2 separate regions of the Mus musculus genome follow, and region 1 is linked to region 2. A link is a loop called in an ENCODE intact Hi-C map of the cell type or tissue named here. Cell type or tissue: heart. All regions are shown on one strand. Links, peaks and the distances in the headings refer to the core of each region. The heading gives the core; the rest is flanking DNA. Region 1 holds the start of Zfp777 (zinc finger protein 777). Region 2 holds the start of Zfp212 (Zinc finger protein 212).

Evidence for each region. Peaks named below come from ENCODE experiments on the same cell type or tissue, not always from the same donor. Only the 100,000 strongest peaks of a DNase experiment are listed, where the experiment ranks them.
Region 1: it touches region 2 in a loop (14-fold over the local background); 2 of 42 quality-filtered maps call a loop at or near these places.

What each region holds. Positions count from the first base shown.
Region 1 is chr6:48,044,245-48,053,845 of GRCm38, forward strand. It overlaps Zfp777 (zinc finger protein 777), which reads right to left and starts at 3,870. Exons shown (of 6, transcript NM_001081382.1): 1 at 3,742-3,870; 2 at 1-457. The coding sequence starts at 3,858. In heart, for the core only: a CTCF peak has its summit at 4,344; DNase peaks (open chromatin) are centred at 3,667 and 4,317; H3K4me3 peaks cover 2,612 bases; H3K27ac peaks cover 2,181 bases; H3K27me3 peaks cover 403 bases.
Region 2 is chr6:47,914,994-47,924,594 of GRCm38, forward strand. Zfp212 (Zinc finger protein 212) reads left to right here and starts at 5,575. Exons shown (of 5, transcript NM_145576.2): 1 at 5,575-5,756. The coding sequence starts at 5,733. Gm52899 (a long non-coding RNA gene) reads right to left here. Exons shown (of 3, transcript XR_003956427.1): 3 at 7,449-8,135. In heart, for the core only: CTCF peaks have their summits at 5,535 and 5,737; a DNase peak (open chromatin) is centred at 5,698; H3K4me3 peaks cover 2,165 bases; H3K27ac peaks cover 1,407 bases.

The DNA of each region.
Region 1 (9,601 bases), core at 1,039-9,038, 130 kb after region 2:
TCTCGGGAACTGTGGGTGAGAGAGTCAGCGAGTCTTTCTCAGGAACCTCAGGAGAGTGGAGTGGAGCTTCCTGACGGTGGGCGGAGTGCGAGAGGAAGGGGATCCCCTGAGCAGCTGCTGAAGGAGAGCACTGGGTTTCTTCCTGGGAAGCAAGGGATACCTGGTGAGGTGTGTCTTGCTCAGAAGTGGCAGGATACAGGAGTGAAGGTCCTTTCTGAAGAACATGTGACATCTGGCTGGATGTCTCTTGCTTAGTAGTACTGTCAGTCTGGGGCAAGACACCTTGCCGGGAGGCAGTGGGAGACAAAGGAGGAACTTCTTTTGGAGGAAGAATGCAAGAAGGGAACACAGTTTCTCTAGGGAGTCGAGCAGGGGCCTGACGCACAGACTCTTCGTGTGGGACACTGGAGAATGACAGTGGTGACGAGCGATCGTCCTCCATGTCCAGCTGCTGGACCTGTGTTCAAGGAGAGAAGGAAAGACAGGATTGAAGGTCACAGTCTCCAGATGGCAAAACAATCCAAGAGACAAGCGTTCACACTAAAAGGTTCTCAGTTTTGGAAGCAAGAAGACACATTCCAAAAGAGCAAATCTCTTCCAAAAGTGTCACTGATCTAGACATCGATGATACTCTATTAGGAACAACACATAAAAGATGGTTACGCTACCTTCTGTTTTCTACAGAGCCATATTTCCCCTACATTTCAAAAGTGATGAATGGCGTGTAGGAGGTGAAGGGGACTGAGAAGAAATCAGAACGCTCAGCTGGTGGCTCTGTTAATACCTATTGCTGCCCTGCTCTCTATAGCCTGCTCACGTGACTCCTGCCTTCGTGTGTCTGCAAAGGTCTGCAAAGGCTGGATGGACTTGGGGTACTGCAACTGGCTTTTGTTACTAGTAACGGACAGTGAGACATGGTGACGGCTAACACCGGCAATTCAGCCTCCTCAGGAGCCCAGGTCTCCTAGGTAGATGGTTCACTGGGACAGGTGTACATTGCTGGGCTGGGCTCCCTCATTGTGGTTCTTGAGGTAGGGACTAGGAAGAAAGGCCTGTGGTGATTGACGCCATGAGACATTAACCTAGTTTTGAGTATGACAAGAGTGTTGGGGACTAGAAGCAGAAGAAAGATGTGTTTTCTTTTGGCACTCTGGTCCCCATCTTGATATCTATGTTAAAATCTTAAACCACCATGGAGGTGACGCCACACTCTTCTGTCAGTACCCAGTTCATTTTCCTAGCCATTCAATACCTTTACTGGATCTGAGCGGAATTTTTCCATGACAATTTTTGTTCTTTTCTTCATAATATTCCTTCAAGGAATCTGTTCAGCTTCTATGCTCTCTATGAGTGCTCTGTAAGGAAGGTAATTAAAACTTGTTTTCTTCACTCGGAAATTAGCATAAGCCTTATGTTCAGTCTTATTGTGTGTGCTCAGTAAATGCCTACTGAGAAAGATAGGTATCAAGGTTATGAGGTATGAGGTTCCTTTTGTCATCTATCAGAGAATTATCTAAACCCACTTCATACCTTCCATAGCTATTTTTCTTAGTTTGTTCATTGATTCACATACAGGTGACTCAGAAAAGCAGCATCCTACTTTTAAGGCTAGGACTGGAGATTTTGAGTCCTGGTCCAGGAAAGACCTTTGAGAAAGCATGAGCAATACTCTGTTATACGGGGGCTCATTAGCAGAGTAAATATGTAGGATTTATTATGTGCCATAAACTGTGTTAAGCATTTTCAAGGATTATCTCATTTAAGCCTCACAAAACCTGATGAAATTCTACTACTAGAATTATTAGCCACATTTAGCCTATGAAAACACTGAAAATAGGAGAGGTTCTATCTACCTTGCCTCAGGTAACACAGACTCCAGAGAGTGTAGGTGACCTCTAGGCCTCAATTATAGACAGAGGCAGCTGATAGGTTTGAGTCCTGAGTCAAAGGCTTGGTGATTAAAAACACCTATGGGAGGCTTACTACAGGCATTCATGTTGGGATGCAGGGCCCTATCCCTTAAAGACATACAGTTTATGGTAGTGCCAAGAGCCCCATAGGAAACCTAATGCAAATTATGAGGTCTCAAAATACATACAAATACAAAATTCTGCAAACCCTGAAAGAGTTCAAAGACCCCTTTACTCTCAACCCTTCACTATTAAGTTGGTAGCATACTAGACAGCCCCCTTAGGTGGAAGCCTCAACCACACAGCTAAAGGAACCAAGAGCCAACACAATGGGCATATTAAGGCAGTCTGCCTGAGGGAGGACTAGGGGATCTGCTTATAATTAGTGGGAAGAGGGAAAAGAATACCTGGAGGGCAGGTTAGGTGCCAAACAGAGTTTTACCTGGGACAAGAAAAAAAAAAAAAGCCAGCAGGACAAGACATCTTTACTAACCACCTGAATCAGACAGAGCTCAAAGGAAAATGGTTTTTTTTTCCTTCTCCATTTAGGGATTTGGAATACTGGAAAGGGGTGAAGGGTCATAAGGTATAGCCCCCCCCCCCCCCAAGTCCTGATACAATGTCATCAGCTCCAGCAAACCTGTGGCTTGACCTTACCCTCAAGCAAAGACAGCTAAATCGAATAAGCTCAAATTCTCAAGCTGCTACCTGCTAGCAGGAGAGGAACGTTAGAATTCCTCTGCGCCACATTTCACAGCTTCTACCTGTCTCTCTTTCCTCCCCACCCTTGTGTGGTAAATGATTAGGGGCTCCAGGATCCATGCCAACATACTAGAAACATGCATAACGACACACATCTGACTTTTTACAAAAGCTGTGCCATTTTCTTACATGACCCAGGATGGTTCACTCAGAATTACATGCCATGAAGACCTAAGCCCAGAGGTAAGAATGTTTAAAAAAAAATCTTCATTTTATTTCCCAGGTGTTTTGTTATTGTTATTTTAAGAACTGCGAGGTTTTTAGGAAGCCATCTATCCTATCTCTTCCAGTATACATGGAAACAGGTTCAAAGGCACGGACTCCCATGCAGCAAACCCGCCTAGCACAGCCAGGGTGCCTCAGAGAGCACGTTGGGTGGGAGGGCGTTTAATTATTGAATGGCCCTCGGAAGAACATCAACCTCTTAGGCTCTCATTCGCCAGACCCCATTTATCCGTACCCCAAGTTTGACTCGGGGTGCTCCTGACGCAGAGGCTATGGATCACACTGCTCCCCACACCGGAGTCGCTGGGCTGGGCGCTGCCCGGCCTTCCCCTCCTCCCCCGACGGGCCGCAGCCAGTGCTCGGCTAGCCCAGGCCGCCCACCCTGGCGAAGCCGCCGCCAGCGCCACCCCTCCCCGTCCAGGCCCGCGGCACGCTGGGCAGGCCTCTACGGGACTGCGGGCACCTAGCCCGGGCCGACTCGCTACGTGACCTTGGGGCAGGCAGGGCAGGTCGCCGCCGGGTGTCCGTGCCTCAGTGTCTCCGCTCTGCGAAATGGGAGAGCCGCGTCAGCACCGCGCCCAGGCCGGGAGCCGTTCCGCGGGGCCGAGCTCTGCGGAAAACGTGCCGCTGGCCACCCCGACGGACGCAGCGCCGGCTCCGCAGCCAGGGAGCGAGCGCGCCGCCCGCGCCCCACCTCGGGCCGCGTGTCCGGGAGCCGTGCGGCCGCGCAGCCTCGCACGGACGGCCGCCGCTCCCGCCCGCCCCGGCCGTCCTCCCCCCCAGGGGGCGCGCGAGCCCGCCAGGGCGCCCCCTCCCCGCTAACGTCGCCGCGCCCGGCCCTTACCGAGACCCCAGGCCGGGCCACCGAGCCCGGAGCACGCAGGCTGTCCCCGGGGCCCCGAGGCCGCGCGTCCGTGCGCGCGCGGGCTGCCCTCCCCCGAGCCGGGGCCGCCTCGGCCATGGCCCCGCGCCGCCCGGCCCGCGCCGTGCGAGTCCCCGCCGCCGCCGCCGCCGCCGCGCGCAGCCCCACGCAGGCCCGGCGCCGTGGGCGGGCTGGCAGTGCGGCGCGGCCTGGCCTCACCCGCCGGGGCTGCGCGGCCGTCGGGCCCCGGCCTGCTCGGGGCTGTGCTCGGCGGGCGGGCGCGGGCGGCGGTGGCGGCGGTGGCGGCGTCGGAGCGCGGCTGTGCGGGCTGCGCCCGGGCGGCGAGCTGGGCCCCAGCGCTCTGCGGCCGCCCCCGGCGCGCTCGCCCGCCCCGAGCGGCCGACGCTGCGACCCCGGCTGCGGCCCGGGTCCCGGCTGCGAGCTGCGCGGCCGTCCCGGCGCCTCTTCAGCAGGGGAGCTGCACCGCAGCTGCCATGTTGCTACAAACTGCATCCTGGGAGGCATGTCCCTCTCAGGCGTTTCAAGAGGAGCGCTCGGAGGCTCGTCGGAGGCGGCCGGAACCCAGACAGCTCCATCTACAGCCGGTAGGAGCGAACAGTGAGGCGCGGGCCGCCTCGGCGCCGGACACGCCCTGAGCCCGTCGCGGCTCCCGGTCCCTCGCGGCTCACCTGGCGTCTTGGCGGCCCGGCGCCCTCGGGCCAGGCCGCGGCGGGCAGCGGCGGGCAGCGGCGGCGGCGGAGGCGGCGGAGCGGAATCCCGGGCGCGCGGCGCGCTGGGTCTGGAGGCGGGCCGATGGGCTCCGACAGCCTTCCGCCCGCGGCCGCCTGCGCGTCTCAAACCCAGAACCCGGTCGTTGGCTTTCAAAACCTGCGCTCACAAAGGGATCGGAGAGAGCCGTCACACCACAGAAAGCCGGAGTTCATGTGACCAGCGCAGTGCAGCCCGGGTTCCAGGGACGCGGGCTGTGGATCCAAGGGGAGCGAGGGGTGGGGGTGGGAGTGCTTTGTGAAAAGCCTCAGTGTTGTTTTCGGCCAGAAAGGACAGAATTCCTGGAATCTTTGAGGGCACGGGTTGGAAGGGGCTAGACGGGCTACTTAGGAGGAAACTGAGGCCGAGCCGGGAGTGGCTTGCTGATCCCAAGTTGCAGTTTTCGCCCCCTTGTACTCTTTCCAACCATGAGAGAGAACCCTCTTTCCTGGACAGGTTCAGTGAATCGCACGTTTACTGAATTTGCAGGAGCTGCCAAGATTTGGGAATGGAATGAAAAAAGAAAAATAAGTCTGAGCAGGTGTCCTGGTTACAGTTAGGGATGAATGAACCCCAACTGGAACCTAGAGGAAAAGCCAGAATAATTTTTTCACTTCATAGAACCCCGGGGGTGTCTGGGTTGGAGCTTGTCTTAGAAGGCAACCGGGCAATATGAAGCTCTCAGTAAAAAAACGGAGACCACCAGGCCAAGGACATCTCATTTATTCGTGAAGTGTCACGTGCTCCCCCCCAATATGTCTATGAATTGCGTATCATGTGTGCATACACAGGCAGTGCACACTACTGGCTTTCCTATTCTTGAAGTTTTACATAAGTTGTATTTATTCAGCCCATATCCTGTTGCAACTTTTTGTTATCTGGGTGGATACAGTATGTGTAAACAAGTCTATCTACCTGGTCTATTCATTCTAACCCCTATATAGTATTTCATTATCCTTCGGGGGAAATGAATCCAAACCTGCTGCCAGGATGCCACATATACATCACAGACATACATAGCGCATTGTGCTGTTCACCAGCTCTAGAATAGAGTATCTTCAACTTTCCCAGGCTTTAACTGCTCAGCAGAGACGGTGCCCACATACCCTACCACCATGCATAACTTCCTGTTTTCATGTCCTGGCCAACATTTCCTGGTAAGGGACTTAGAAAGTTTGTCAAAAAGTTGAGAAATGCAACTCCTTATTCTTATTGACATATATTTATGTTGCCATCATTAAAGAAGTTGATTGCTTTTTAAAATCTGCTGCAGTAATGTTAGTTTTCTTACCCTGCAAGGCTCTCTTCATAGTCTGTACCTGCGCTGTTGGATAGCTTTTCTTCCATTGGTTTATAGTGTTTTATAAAAAACACACTCTGGTTATTAATCCTATCACCCACCAAACATTTTTTCTGTGGGGGGGGGTGTTTGTTTTGTTTTGTTTTGTTTTTTTGTTTTTCGAGACAGGGTTTCTCTGTATTGCCCTGGTTGTCTTGGAGCTCACTTTGTAGACCAGGCTGGCCTCGAACTCAGAAATCCACCTGCCTCTGCCTCCTGAATGCTGGGATTAAAGGCGTGTGCCACCACACCCGGCTAACCACCAAACATTTACTGTAACAACTGATGCAGTTGCAGTTATTATTTACTTAATGCATTACTGAGACTGGGAATTGAACTAGGGCTTCTTGCATGCTAGAGTACAGCTGTACCACTGAGCTACAGCCCCAGCCCTTTTTTTTAATTTATTTACATGTATTTATTTACTTATTTATGTGTGAGTTGTGGGGGTGGGGTGTGGTCATCCATACGCTATGAGCGCCTGTAGAGATCGGAGGGCAACTTCAAGGTTCTCCCCTTTCAACATGTGAATTCCTGGGATTGAGCTCTTAGTGAAGTACAGTATGGCATGTCAACATTTCAGTATGTCTATACAGCATAGGTAAGGACAACTGGCTTATTCATTAGTTCAAACTGTTACCATTTCTTAGTGTTTGGATTACCCAAGATCCTCTTGGTTAAGGCGTCAGGCATGCTAGGCAAGCACTTCACTACTGAGCACCCCAGCCCTTCCAATAAACCATAGCCACGGTGTGCTTTTTCCGAGACAGGGTTTCTCTGTATAGCCCTGGCTGTCCTGGAACTCACTTTGTAGACCAGGCTGGCCTTGAACTCAGAAATCCTCCTGCCTCTGCCTCCCGAGTGCTGGGATTAAAGGCGTGCACCACCATGCCCGGCTTAAAATGTATATCCCAGGCTGGCCTCGAACTGCCTTTGCCTCCTTCAGCAAATCCTACCGGCATGTGCCACCACTACCTGCCATCTTCTACTTCTTATGGATATTCAAATCTCTCTCTCTCTCTCTCTCTCTCTCTCTCTCTCTCTCTCTCAACAGTCTGATCATTTAATAGATTTCCTCATATTATTATGGTGACCACCAACCATAAAATTATTTTTGTTGCTAAGTCATGACTATAATTTTGCTACTATTATGAATCATGTTTTCTGTGAAACTTAGGTGACCCCTGTGAAAAGGTCATTCAATCCCCAGAGGGGTCAGGAGTCACAGGTTGAGAACTGCCCGCTAGCAATGCAACAAGGCTGAGGAACATTTTCTTGATGATTGATGTGGGTGGTGCCATTTCTGGGCAGGTGGTCTTAGGCTGTGTAAGAAAACAGACTGAGCAAGCCAGTAAGCAGAAGTTCTCTGTTTCAGTTGTCACCTCCAGGTTCCTACCTTGAGTTCCTGCCCCGGCTTCCTTTCATGAGGTGCTGTTACAGGGTATAAACCAAATAAACCGTTTTGTTCCCAAGTTTCTTTTTGTCATGGTGTTTATCACAGCAGTTAAAAAAACAAACAAACTAGAACCGTCTTGCTATGTAGTCCATCCCTGGTATCAAACCCAACATCTTTCTGCCTCTGCCTCCTGAGTGCTCTGGTTTGTAAGTAAGTACACCACCATCACAGCCACCACACAATCATCCAGCTATGTTTCCCCTGCCCCCTCTGGTTTTTCGAGACAGGGTTTCTCTGTGTAGCCCTGGCTGTCCTGAAACTCACTTTGTAGACCAGGCTGGCCTCGAACTCAAGTTCTGTCTGCCTCTGCCTCCCAAGCACTGGGACACAGGGAGTGCATCACTACTCAGCAGTATGCCTTTCATTTTAACAGCCTGCTTTGCATTAGTTATTCTACCTCACAGGGGCTGGAGAGGTGGCTCAGCCTTTAAGAGTACTTGCTGCTCTTGCAGAGGCTCTTTTAAAAAGATAGATATCTGGGGCTAGGAAGGAAGTCATTTGCTCCCAAGCCTGGTTGGTGAGTGTAGTTTGATCCCTGGGACCCATGCGGTGGAAGGAGAGAACCAGCCCCCACAGGTTAACCTCTGACCTCCACACATGACTACTGGCACTCCCCCAGCCCCATCACAAAATAAATACATGTGGAAAAGTCTAGAAAATTGTATCTCTACAGATTTTTTTTTTGCCATTATTCCCCAAACAATACTGTATAACAAGTATTTTCAGGTTATTTGCTTGTGCTAGATATGAGCCTGAGCATCCATGGGCTTTTGGTATGCACGGGTGTGTGTGTGTGTGTGTGTGTGTGTGTGTGTGTGTGTCCTGAAATCAGTCATCCTCGGTGTCTGTCACGGTGCTGTGCTCTCTTTAGCCTTGGGGATTCACCAGGGCCTTGGACTGTATTCCACTTCACATCTCGCAGGAGTGTACGTTTCTCTGTATTTTGTGTCTTGCAATGGCGTATTGAATTGTTTCTGTAATTGTATGCATTCTTAGTATTTCTCCCCTCAAGATTACCAACATGAATTTCATATATTCTATAATCACATATAATTTTGTTGTGAACTTCCCATAGAAAAAATTGCTTTAGTCTGTGTCCAAACTGCCCTGAACTGGTCTGATCTCAGAAGCTGAGCTGGGTCAGGCCTGGTTAATACTTGGATGGAAGGATTGCTTCCCCCAAACAATATTAAATATTTTACATTTTTGTCAATAAATGGCTATTCTCTTTACACAATTTTTTGTTTGTTTGTTTTTTGTTTGTTTGGTTTTGAGACAGGTCCCACTGTGTATCTCTGTCTACCCTGGAACTTAATATGTAGACCATGCTGGTCTTGAACTCAGAGAGCTGCTTGCCTTCACTAAGATTGAAGGCATCCACAACATGCCTGGTTACAAAACTGTTCATACAGTCAGGATATAGCTGGGTGGTAGAATGTTTGCTTAGCACGTAAAAGGCTCCAAGTCAAATTCTCAGTACCCCCCCAACTATATATAATTATATATGTAATTTTATTATTTACTTTTTAGTGCAATGGGATTTGAAATGTGTTTTGCTTTGTAGCTGTGCTGGTCCTTTATTTTTTTGAGGCTGGGTTCATGTAGGCTGGCTTGGAATGATTATAGGTGTATACCACCACATCCAGTCTCATTTTGTAAGTGACTGAAAAGAAAATCTCCTGATTAAAAACTATGCCTTTCAAGATTCTTATAGCCTTACTACTTTATCAGTTACTGAAGTAAGTATGTGAAAATATTTCATTTTTTCCTCATAGTTCTGTAATCTTTTGCTTTATATATTTTTGAGGCCATGTTGGATACATTAAACTTATTTTTCCTTTGCTAATGTCACCTTTTATAGCCTAGAAATTAGAGCCTCTGGCATCAAAACCTGCTTTATCTAGTGGTGTTAGTACATGTTAGCTGTCTTCTTTCCTCATCCTCAGATTTTACATTTTAGAACTAGCTCTGTAGTCTAGGTTGACCTCACAGAGACCGGCTGGGATTAAAGTCATGTGCCATCACCCCCTGGCAGCTAGTGGTGGCAGCGGCTCCTTCCCCTCTTCCTCCCCCTTTTCCTCCTCCTCCTCCATCTTCCTTCTTTCTTTTTTCCCTCTTCTTTCTTCTTTAAGACAGTGTCACTATGTACCCTAGGCTGCCTGGGGCTCAGTAGCTCCCTCTGCCTCTGTCTCTGGGTGTTGGGATTAAATGAATATACAACCATGCTCATGAAGCAGGTTTTCATCATATTTTCTCCCTCTGTGAGGAGCCATTCTGCT
Region 2 (9,601 bases), core at 1,088-9,087:
TTTTAAATATGTGAATGAGCCTCACTTCAATTCCTAGTACCTGGTTAGGGGTTGGGGAATAAAGGAAAAACTCAAGCAAAACCTAAGAGGAGCCTTTCCTAAAGTGGGGGAAGTTCTGAGCCCAGAGGAAGAGAGGCTTGCCAGGCTAATGGTATAAATGGGCTCTACAGAATACACACAGTAATAGAGGCACCTTGAGCCGACATACATTCAGTCTAGTATTTTTACTCACCTGGAAAGGCATGGTCTTCGTCTTATAGACATTAACAGGGGTGACTGAACAGGAAAGGTCTCAAAGGAGTAGGACTAAAGCCATTATCTATAAAGTTTCTTGAATTAAAAAAAAAAATTGCCTCTGCTGGGTGTGGTGACAGCCACTTTTAACCTTAGCAATCAGGAGGCAGAGGCAGGAGGATCTCTGCAAGTTTAAAGCCAGCCTGGTCCGTGGAGTGTGTTCTGGAATAGCCAGGACTATGAAGAGAGACCCTGTTTCAGAATTTAAAAAAAAAAAAAAAAAAAAGTCTAGGCAGAGGTATAACCACATACATATGCCAGTGCTACAACCATGCACAAAACAGAAAATGTAAAGGATAGAGTTATTAAAAGCATTATTTTAAACTTAAAATTATATTATCTAGAGGTGCATTCATGTACTCCCAGCCCTCAAGAGGCAGAGGCATGGAGATTAGGAGTTCAAGGACACCACAGCCACCACACAACAAAGAGGTATTCGTGGCTGCAGGTTATCACAACTACTCCCCAGGTGGCTGCCATCTTGCAGCATAGTCAAAAACTATTCTTCTAAAAATTAATTTTTGTCTGGGCTGCACAGTCTTCTCTGTTGGTAATATCCAAGTCTACATTCATACTCTACAGACACAGAGCTGAGAGGACACAAATCCCAACAGTGTGCATGTTCCTTACTTCACTAATAGTGCCACTGCTTGTAGTGACTGCAAGCCACATTCAAAGGTTTTTTTTGTTTGTTTGTTTGTTTGTTTGTTTTTAGCAGACAGAGCTTCTGAGAGACATTTTTCTTGGTGAGTTCCTTGCAGTACAAGGCTTTGCTCTTCCAAATATAAAAGCAAATCAGAAACCACATATTTTGTTTCTCAGTGTTTGCTCCATGCCAGCCACACAACTTTCACAAAGCACTTCACAGGAACGGCTTCACATTCTCAGTGGGAAGATAAAGGTAGCAACTCCAGAGAGAGCATGAGCCACACTGTCCTAGTCAGGGTTTTACTGCTGGGAGCAGACACCGTGACCAAGGCAAGTCTTATAAAAACAACATTTAATTGGGACTGACTTACAGGTTCAGAGGTTCAGTCCATTACCATCAAGGTGGGAGCATGGCCGTATCCAGGCAGGCATGGCGCATGCAGAGCTGAGAGTTCTATATCTTCATCCAAAGGTTGCTAGTGGAAGACTGACTTTCAGGCAACGAGGGTGAGGATCTTATGCCCACACCCACAGTGACACACCTACTCCAACACGGCCACACCTCCAAATGGTGCCACTCCCTGGCCCAAGAATATACAAACCATCACACACACTGTCTATATGTTTGTCTTTATGTGTATGTTTGTGTGCCTGCATGAGTTTATATGTAGGAGCCCTCAGAGGCCAGAAGAGGATGTCAGATCCCCTGGAACTGGAATACCAGGTAGTTATGAGCCACCATGTGGGTGCTGGTGTCTCTCTCCAGCATTTGTGCCTTTTTTAAAAAAAAATAATTTATTCTTTTTGAGACTGGGTTTCACTATATAGTTATGGCTGGTCTGGAACTAAGAGATCCACCTGCCTCTGCCTCCCAAGTGTTAGGGTTAAAGACATGTCACACACACACACACACACACACACACACGAGAGAGAGAGAGAGAGAGAGAGAGAGAGAGAGAGAGAGAGAGAGAGAGAGAGAGAGAATTTTTAAAGAAATAAGAAAAGCAAAGAGAAGAGAGGTAATTAATGTGGCCAAGCTGGGAAAAAGATTAAGGGGTCCAGTGAATTAACTCTGTTTTGGGGTTACTAACAGAATTTTTTGGCTTATATAAAATTGGAACAAGGGGTAAGAAAACATACATAATTGCCGAGTCCAGCATGGCCATGTAGGGGACAGTACAGAGGCAGCAGGGCATAGGCCTCCATGAGTGTTAATGGTTGCTGTGGGCATCAGGTTGGTTTGCATAATAGTGTACATATGTTTCACCTTCCTCCCTAGAGGACTGGCTTCTCTGCAAGGTTAATGATTCCATGATAATCAGAGATAGCACAAGTCCGGGAGGTGAGGGTGTGTCTGTCTCAGCAAAATGGTAGTGTTGTGCCTCGAGTTCACAGGAAACCCAAGAATTGCAAAGTCTGCTGCAATTCGAAAAAGAGTCCTTTATTTTCAAGTTCGAACTTGGTTCATCCACCTAGCACTCACTGTGTGAATGCTGGGAAGCAACCCTGTTTCCAGAAAACACTGGATTTATATTCATAAGAATAGTGTGAATATTTACAGGAAAGGGGAGTAGAGGGTGGGTATCTGTTCAAGGACTAATTTTATGGCCAGTCTGTCTGTGACCTGACCTCTGTCTATCTTGTTTTCTACGGTCTCCCTTGAGCTTGTTATTTCTCTAAGGTCTCCAGGAGTTTTGCTGCTTATCAGGAGGAGTGTTGAGTGCCATTCTAACACTAGGGGAGGGGGAGGGAGGATGGGAGTCTCTGATGGGGAACACAGAGGCAAACTGTCTCTAAAACACTGAAGTCTCTCTAGTACCAGTAATTTGGGGGTTACAACAGTAGAACACTGACTTTCAGGACAGCCCTTAAGGCTGTGGGGAAAATGCTGAAAACATGAGCACAAAAATATATAATACCTCAACTATGCAAAACATAGGATGCAATATGAATTATATAAGGATCTTCACAGATCTAAAGGAACAGAGTCAGCTGCACTATGAGCCATCTTGTCAGAAAGTCACAAAGACAAGCAGATACAAAGGTAGGTAGATTCCTGAGTTCAAGGTCAGTCTGGGACAAAGAAAATCTAGGTTCAGACCCAGGAGTGGTAGTGCAAGGGAAATGTTAGTGATCCCCCCAAAAATAGTCAGGAGCTGATCTGATGTAACTCACAGCAAGGTCTTTATTTGCGCTAGCTTCCCCCCCCCCTCCGTCAGCACACTGCCTTCACGAATATCTATCAAGGCAAGGCTTTATAGTAAGCAACAAGCAGGGGGTAAGTGTGCAAGTATCTAGTTGGAAAGCTGCTGTAGCCTTTAACATAATTGGCTGGTGCTGGGAGTCATATCATAAGCTTAATTTCTGCCCCCCTCTGCACTGGTCATTGTTAGGCAGGGGGTGTAACCTGGGGGTGCAGGTTTGTTGGGGGAATAACTTGGAGATGCTGGTCTTGTTGGGGATTAGCCTAGAGACAGGAGCTGGGCTCCGGTTTTGTTGGAGGGGCAACTTGGAAACTAATGCTAGAGAAGAGCCTGTTAGTTTACCTGAACTTAAACTTAGATCAGGTTCTCTAAAATGAGGTCTAAACTTAAAAGATTTGGCCTATTAGTAGGGATGGAAGTTTCAAGGCAGAGTTCTGGGTCCCACCCAGATATCTTATTGTCTGTGCTTGTGCTTGCTCTCTCTTTCTAGAAGAATTGAGGGGCTGGGGTCATTGGATGCCGATTCATGGGATAATAAAAAGGGAGCGACTGAATTGATAGGTAAATAAAAAACTGGGTTTTTGATCTGCAAGTGATGAGCTATCCAGAGAGTTTTTAGACTAGCAAGAAAAAGCTGTCTCAAGCAGAGAAGAACACAGGGAGTGTTCTGAAAAGCTGTCTTGAACACATAGAGAGGTCTGGAAAGCCATCCACAGCAGAACATAGGCCGTCAGCTTGGACCCACAATTTGACTTTGAGTCATTTGTTTCACTGTTCCCAGACACTCCTCCACTCAGAACACCTCTCCAAGCTGAGGCTAGTCCTTGTCACGTAATTAAGCTGTCTTGGTCAATAAATGGTCTAGATGATCGCTGTCCCAGTTCTGATTCTGTGAAGTGATTAGAAGTCCTTCTTGCTGCCATTGAATTGCTTAAGAGGATCCATCTGGTTCTTACAAGATGAGGTCTGCTCCAGGGTACAGCTTCACACACAAGGATAATTGCCCTTATCTGAGACATGATCTATCCTTTACACTCTGCTCTTCCAGGGATTCAAGGTGACTGCTGGTTCAGGACAATGACTTACCTCTGCCTTCAGCTTGAAAGGGGATGAGATGGGACAAGTAGACACACTCAACTGATTGACACGGTTATGGAGTCAAGCAGGAATTTGATCCAAACAAAGGCAACAAACAAAGATAAAATGAAGGCACAGACACACCCAGACTGCTGTGGGGGGCTTAAATGAGTCAGCGCTTTTAAAAAAATTATTATTATTTTAATATAAATGTAGGTTTTTAAGTGCCTGTTAAAACAGATGCTGAGAATTTTTTTTTTCAGCAGGCCATCGGCTTGGGTTCTAGAGAAAGTTGTTAGTTGTAGTCAGTGTAGACAGGGATCATTTGCAGAAAAATGAAGAAGGGACCAGTCTAGTGAGAGTACTTGAATTCTTAGAGGAAGCTATTCACACTTAGTGGAAACTCATGTCATTCTCACTCAGCATGTCCAGGACAATGTAATGGAAATGAGGCATTTGAGTACTGCAAGTACTGGGTTTGGGGGTGTTGTTTGGATCAATGTCTCTTTAGATATTTCTGGCTAGTCAAAAACTCACTATATAGCTGAGGCTGGCCTCAAACACCTGAGCGCTGGGGTGGTAATGATGTGGCCAGATGTTTCCAAGCCAGAATGCAGAACACATTGCCTCTAATACCCTGGCACCCTGGCATGAGGACTAGGTTATTTATTTAGTTTTTTTGAGACAGGGTTTCTAGCCCTGGCACTCACTCTGTAGACCAGGCTGGCCTCGAACTCAGAAACCCATCCACCTCTGCCTCGCAAGTGCTGGGATTAAAGGCATGAGCCATCACTGCCCGGTGAGGACTAGGTTAATTATTTGTGATTAAGGCTATCTTGAATTCTGCAATGCAAGTGATTACCATAATTAACACTCTATAATGGATTGACCAGAAAAAGCCAAGTCATAGGTGAGCATGGAAGAAAATCACTTGCCTATGAGAATTCACCTTTTCTTTAGCTTCAGCTGTGTTCTTCCCTCACAGAAAAGGGTGTACACATTTGTACACATTTTTTAAAAATTATTTTTATTTTTGACAATTGCATGCAAGTCCAGAACGTATGGTGTTCACATCCACCCCCATTAGCCTCCTTTTCTACTAGTCCCCACGCTCTCCTCCCTACGCCTTTCTCTCTCTCTCTCTCCTTCCCGCGCCTTTTTAAACTTGCACATATTTGAATCTCTTAAAGCATTTCGCGGAGTGCAGGACTCAAATTCAGAAAATGCTCTTGATTTTGAGAATCCTTACGCTTACACCCCACACTCAATGACTGAATTTCCAGGCTGCTGTTCCCCTTCCAGGAGCACAGTGGCGCAACAGAAATACCGCGCGGTAGGAGGAGCCGCTGCCGCTCTTCTTGGGGGTGGGGAGCGCTCCCAGAATGCACCTTGTATCAACACGGCGGCGGCGGCGGCGGCGGCGGCTTCCAGGAGGGTGAGGACGTCTGGCGGAGCGGCGTACAGTTCGAGCAGTATCCCGCCAGTCGGTGTTGTGGGGCGACTGCGACCATGGCGGAGTCGACGCCTACTCGGGTAAGGTGCTCCGGCCGGCTCGGGAGGGCCTTGGGGGAGACAGCGCCCTGCCCGGGGCGGGGCTTGAGGCGCTCGGTCGCAGGCTTGGTTTCCTCCGCGGCCGTTGGCGCCGGCGGATGCTGACTTCCCTCCCGGTACCCTCGCCCTCCGCCCGCCCGCCCGCTCGCTTGCTCCCTGGGTCCTTCTGCGTCAGGCTCAGAGCCCGGATGCTCTGCGTCTTTCCGCAGAAACTTCTGCGAGGCTTTTTGAATTGTTTGTGACTGCGCCCACATATTTTCCTGCTTCGTGCCAACTAGGGACTCGTTTTCTGAGTTGGAGTGAAGGCGCGGGATAAAACCCTGGGTTTGGGTTGTTGCCTTTGAGCTCAGCTACGGAAGACCCCAGGACTTAGGGCTTCTCTCCGACCAGTGGGGCTCTGCTCCGGTTGCCATGTTCTGCCATAGCTATCTGTACTGAGTTTGCAGCCACAGGTTGAAGCCTTCTCTCCTTGGGGACTGGTGTATTTGCTGTTTTTGTTTGTTTGCTTGCTTGTTTTTTGTTTTGTTTTGTTTTTACAAAACTGTGGGTGCGCATTGTTATCCGCTTACCGCCTCTTCCAGCTGTCTCTCTTTTCAGAGAATGTGAAGACACTGAAAATTGGTTTGAGGAATATCTTCCGTAACTCAGCGTTCATCTATCTATATATTCAGTGCATGGTCTTCGGAAGGCAGTCTATGCTCACTTCTCTAGGCCTTTGTCTCCTTAACTTGAATTGAGAATGTTGAGTTCCTTGTAAGCATTTTTACGTTTTTTTTTTTCTGGCTCCAGTCTCCTCATACTGTGTCACAGTAGAGGTTAACATAGGAAAATAGGATAGATGGACCTGAACTGGCTTTTCACTGTTGAGACAGAGCCTCACAGGCTGTCCTTAAGCTGATGACAATCTTCCCGACTCAGCCTCCCCAGTGCTAAGTTTACAGGTGTAAGTCATTCTGCTGGGGTTTGTTTGGTAGTGGTTGTGCTTTGAGGCAAACTCTCATGTGCCCCAGCCTAGCCTATCTGAGAATGACTGTAAACTCCTACCTCTGACTCCCAACTTGCAGATATTACAGGCATAAGTATTTTTCTTGTCTTTTTGTTTTGTTTAGTTTTTGTTTTTTAATCTTTCAAAATAAGGTCTTACTTTGTGCCCTGGCTGCCTGGAACCAGTTAGGTAGACCAGGCTGGCTCTGAACTTGGAGCAATCCTACTTGTGCATCCAGGTGTAAATAAGAGACCAGGAGTTAAACAGACCCCCTGCAGGGTAAGCAGATAGGGAGAGAGGCCTTGGCTAGGCAGACAGATTTCCAAGATGGACATTATCTTCCTGATGCTCCTGACTTGAGGCAAGACTGGCAGCTTAAAGCAAAGGCTTTTTAGTCTTTTGTCTCCCACCAGCAGGTCCCCTGCTGATGGACTAGCTCTACAAGTTCATGGCCTATTGCACAACAACTATGAGCAATCAGCCATCTTCACCTGAACAGCTCTAAATTAGAGGATGAAGCTCCAGCCTCCCAGATCTGGTAGCTTCCTGAGTTCCCCCTCCCCTGCTTTGCAGAATATCTTTTTCTCTGTCTGCTGCATATGTGTTTCCTCACTCCCAGGAAACACTTTTCTTCAACTGTGGATTCTGTCAGTAGTGTTTGAGATTTTTTTTTTTTTTTTTTTGATGGTACCTGGGGGGCTTGAGTTTTTCCCGCCTTTTAATTCTTTAACTGGCAGAGAAAACAAACACTGTCCAGACCCCTAGAAGTGTCTCATTTCCAGACTCCTGGACAGTACCAGTGGGCGGCCTATCGTTGTGCATCTTGGCTTTTTGGGTCCAGAAATACTTTGGGAATCCTGAGATCTTTTCGTGAAAAAGAGATGCAGTAAAATTTGTGTTGAGAGTTTTGCCTTGATTGAAATTCACTATGCTTATTCTAGGAAGTGGGTAAGAACTAATTAGAATGGATGGACTGGAGGATTTTCTGTGTTTCTTCTCAAGGAGTTACCACTTCACAGAAAACATGACTCTGGTGCTTATGGTGTTTCTGCACCTGGCTCCCTTGAGACCCAGATGCAGCCTGTAAAATAAGTGTTTTCTCTAGGTAGGTTCCTATTAGCACTAAAGTGAAGTGAGAAAGCCAACCCACTCCTTTCCTGGCCGTGCCCAGCCTAGTGATCACCAACAGAGCTCACTGAGAGGAAGCAGGAAAGGTCCACCAAGATCTCAGACTACACTTGAACTTAATCGTCCTGACATTGTAGAATTTATTTCAACTGTTTTTGAACATATTTTGAAAATATTTGTATTCTCACACATCTCTTCTGTTGAAGATTCTGTTTTGCTTGGCCACATACATGTCCTGGTAATAACAACTAAAAATAAAAAAATAAAAAATACTGAGAAAAGCTGTGTAAATAATATTTGAAATTTATAGTAAATCATAAACCCATCATTTTATGCAACAGTTCAAAAGTAGTATAAACAATACTTAAAAACCCAAAAAACAGAAAGTGGGAACTCTTAAAATATGAACAGAGGCTGGGCGGTGGTGGCACACGCCTTTAATCCCAGCACTTGGGAGGGGCAGAGGCAGGCAGATTTCTGAGTTCGAGGCCAGCCTGGTCTACAGCGTGAGTTCCAGGATAGCTAGGGCTATACAGAGAAACCCTGTCTCGAAGAAGAAAAAAATAAGTCCTTTGAAAGATTTCATAAACATCAAATGTGATTGTTAAACAAATGTTCTCAAAGTTGGCTTCACAACTCTCTTCATTTCTTGGGTTCCTTTTGGTTTTGGTTTTTTGAGACAGGGTTTCTCTTATAGAGAAACTGTAAGAATGAGTCAGGGCTTCACTACATAACTCTGGCTGTCCAGGAATTCAATATGTAGACCAGGCTGGCCTTGAACTCACAGAGATCTTCCTGGCTCTGCCTCCCAAGTGCTAGGATTAAATGCCTGGTTGAATAGGACAGTAATTTGTTGAGTTAATGACAAGTAATTAAACTACATGACAGCATTGATGTAGAAGCTCAGGAGAAGAGATTGGAGTTAAGAAGTCTAGTGGCCTTTGTACATATACTTTTTATAATTTCTAGGATGATTGCTAAAGACTAGAAAGTCAGTTACAATAAATATAATTGAGTTAAAAGGCAAAGATTGCCAGGACAGGAAAAATCCAGCCTTCTGGCTTATAGTAAATACAGCAAAAGATGTCTATGCAAATGCTGAACTATAAAAGGATATGAGAACAATTGTCAAAACAATACAATTAAAAGAAGCTTGGCTAAGAAGTGTATTGTAGCTAGAGGTCCAATGTATTTCTCTACTTATAATGGAAAAAGATTCAGTTCTCCATCTTGAAATGACATCTTTAAACTAGTTTGAGGCTAATTACATAGCTTCAGGTAGATTTAAAAATTGACAATCAAAACTCATTATTATAGAATATTCAAATATAGCATTTATTTAGCAGAAAAAGACTTTAGTGTCTTTTTCTGGGTATTATTGTTCGCCCATTAGAACCCATGGAGAGGACCGAGATATTCTGCCTCATTCGTTGTAGTTGTCCCTAATTACAAGGACTGTCAAGGCTTGAAATGAAGCTAGTATGAACAACTAACTGAGTTTTAATTTAGCTAGTCATGATGGCTGTGTCTTTAATCCCAGAATTTGGGAGGCAGAACAGATGGATCACTCTGAGTTCAAGATCTGTCTGCTCTATATTGTGTGTTCCAGGACAGCTACAGATGTATAGCAAGACCTTGTCTCAAAAAAGAAAAGGGAAAACCTTCCCCAAAATGGGACTGGGGTAGTGAGCTGGGGAAAGGCTATGCTCAAAAT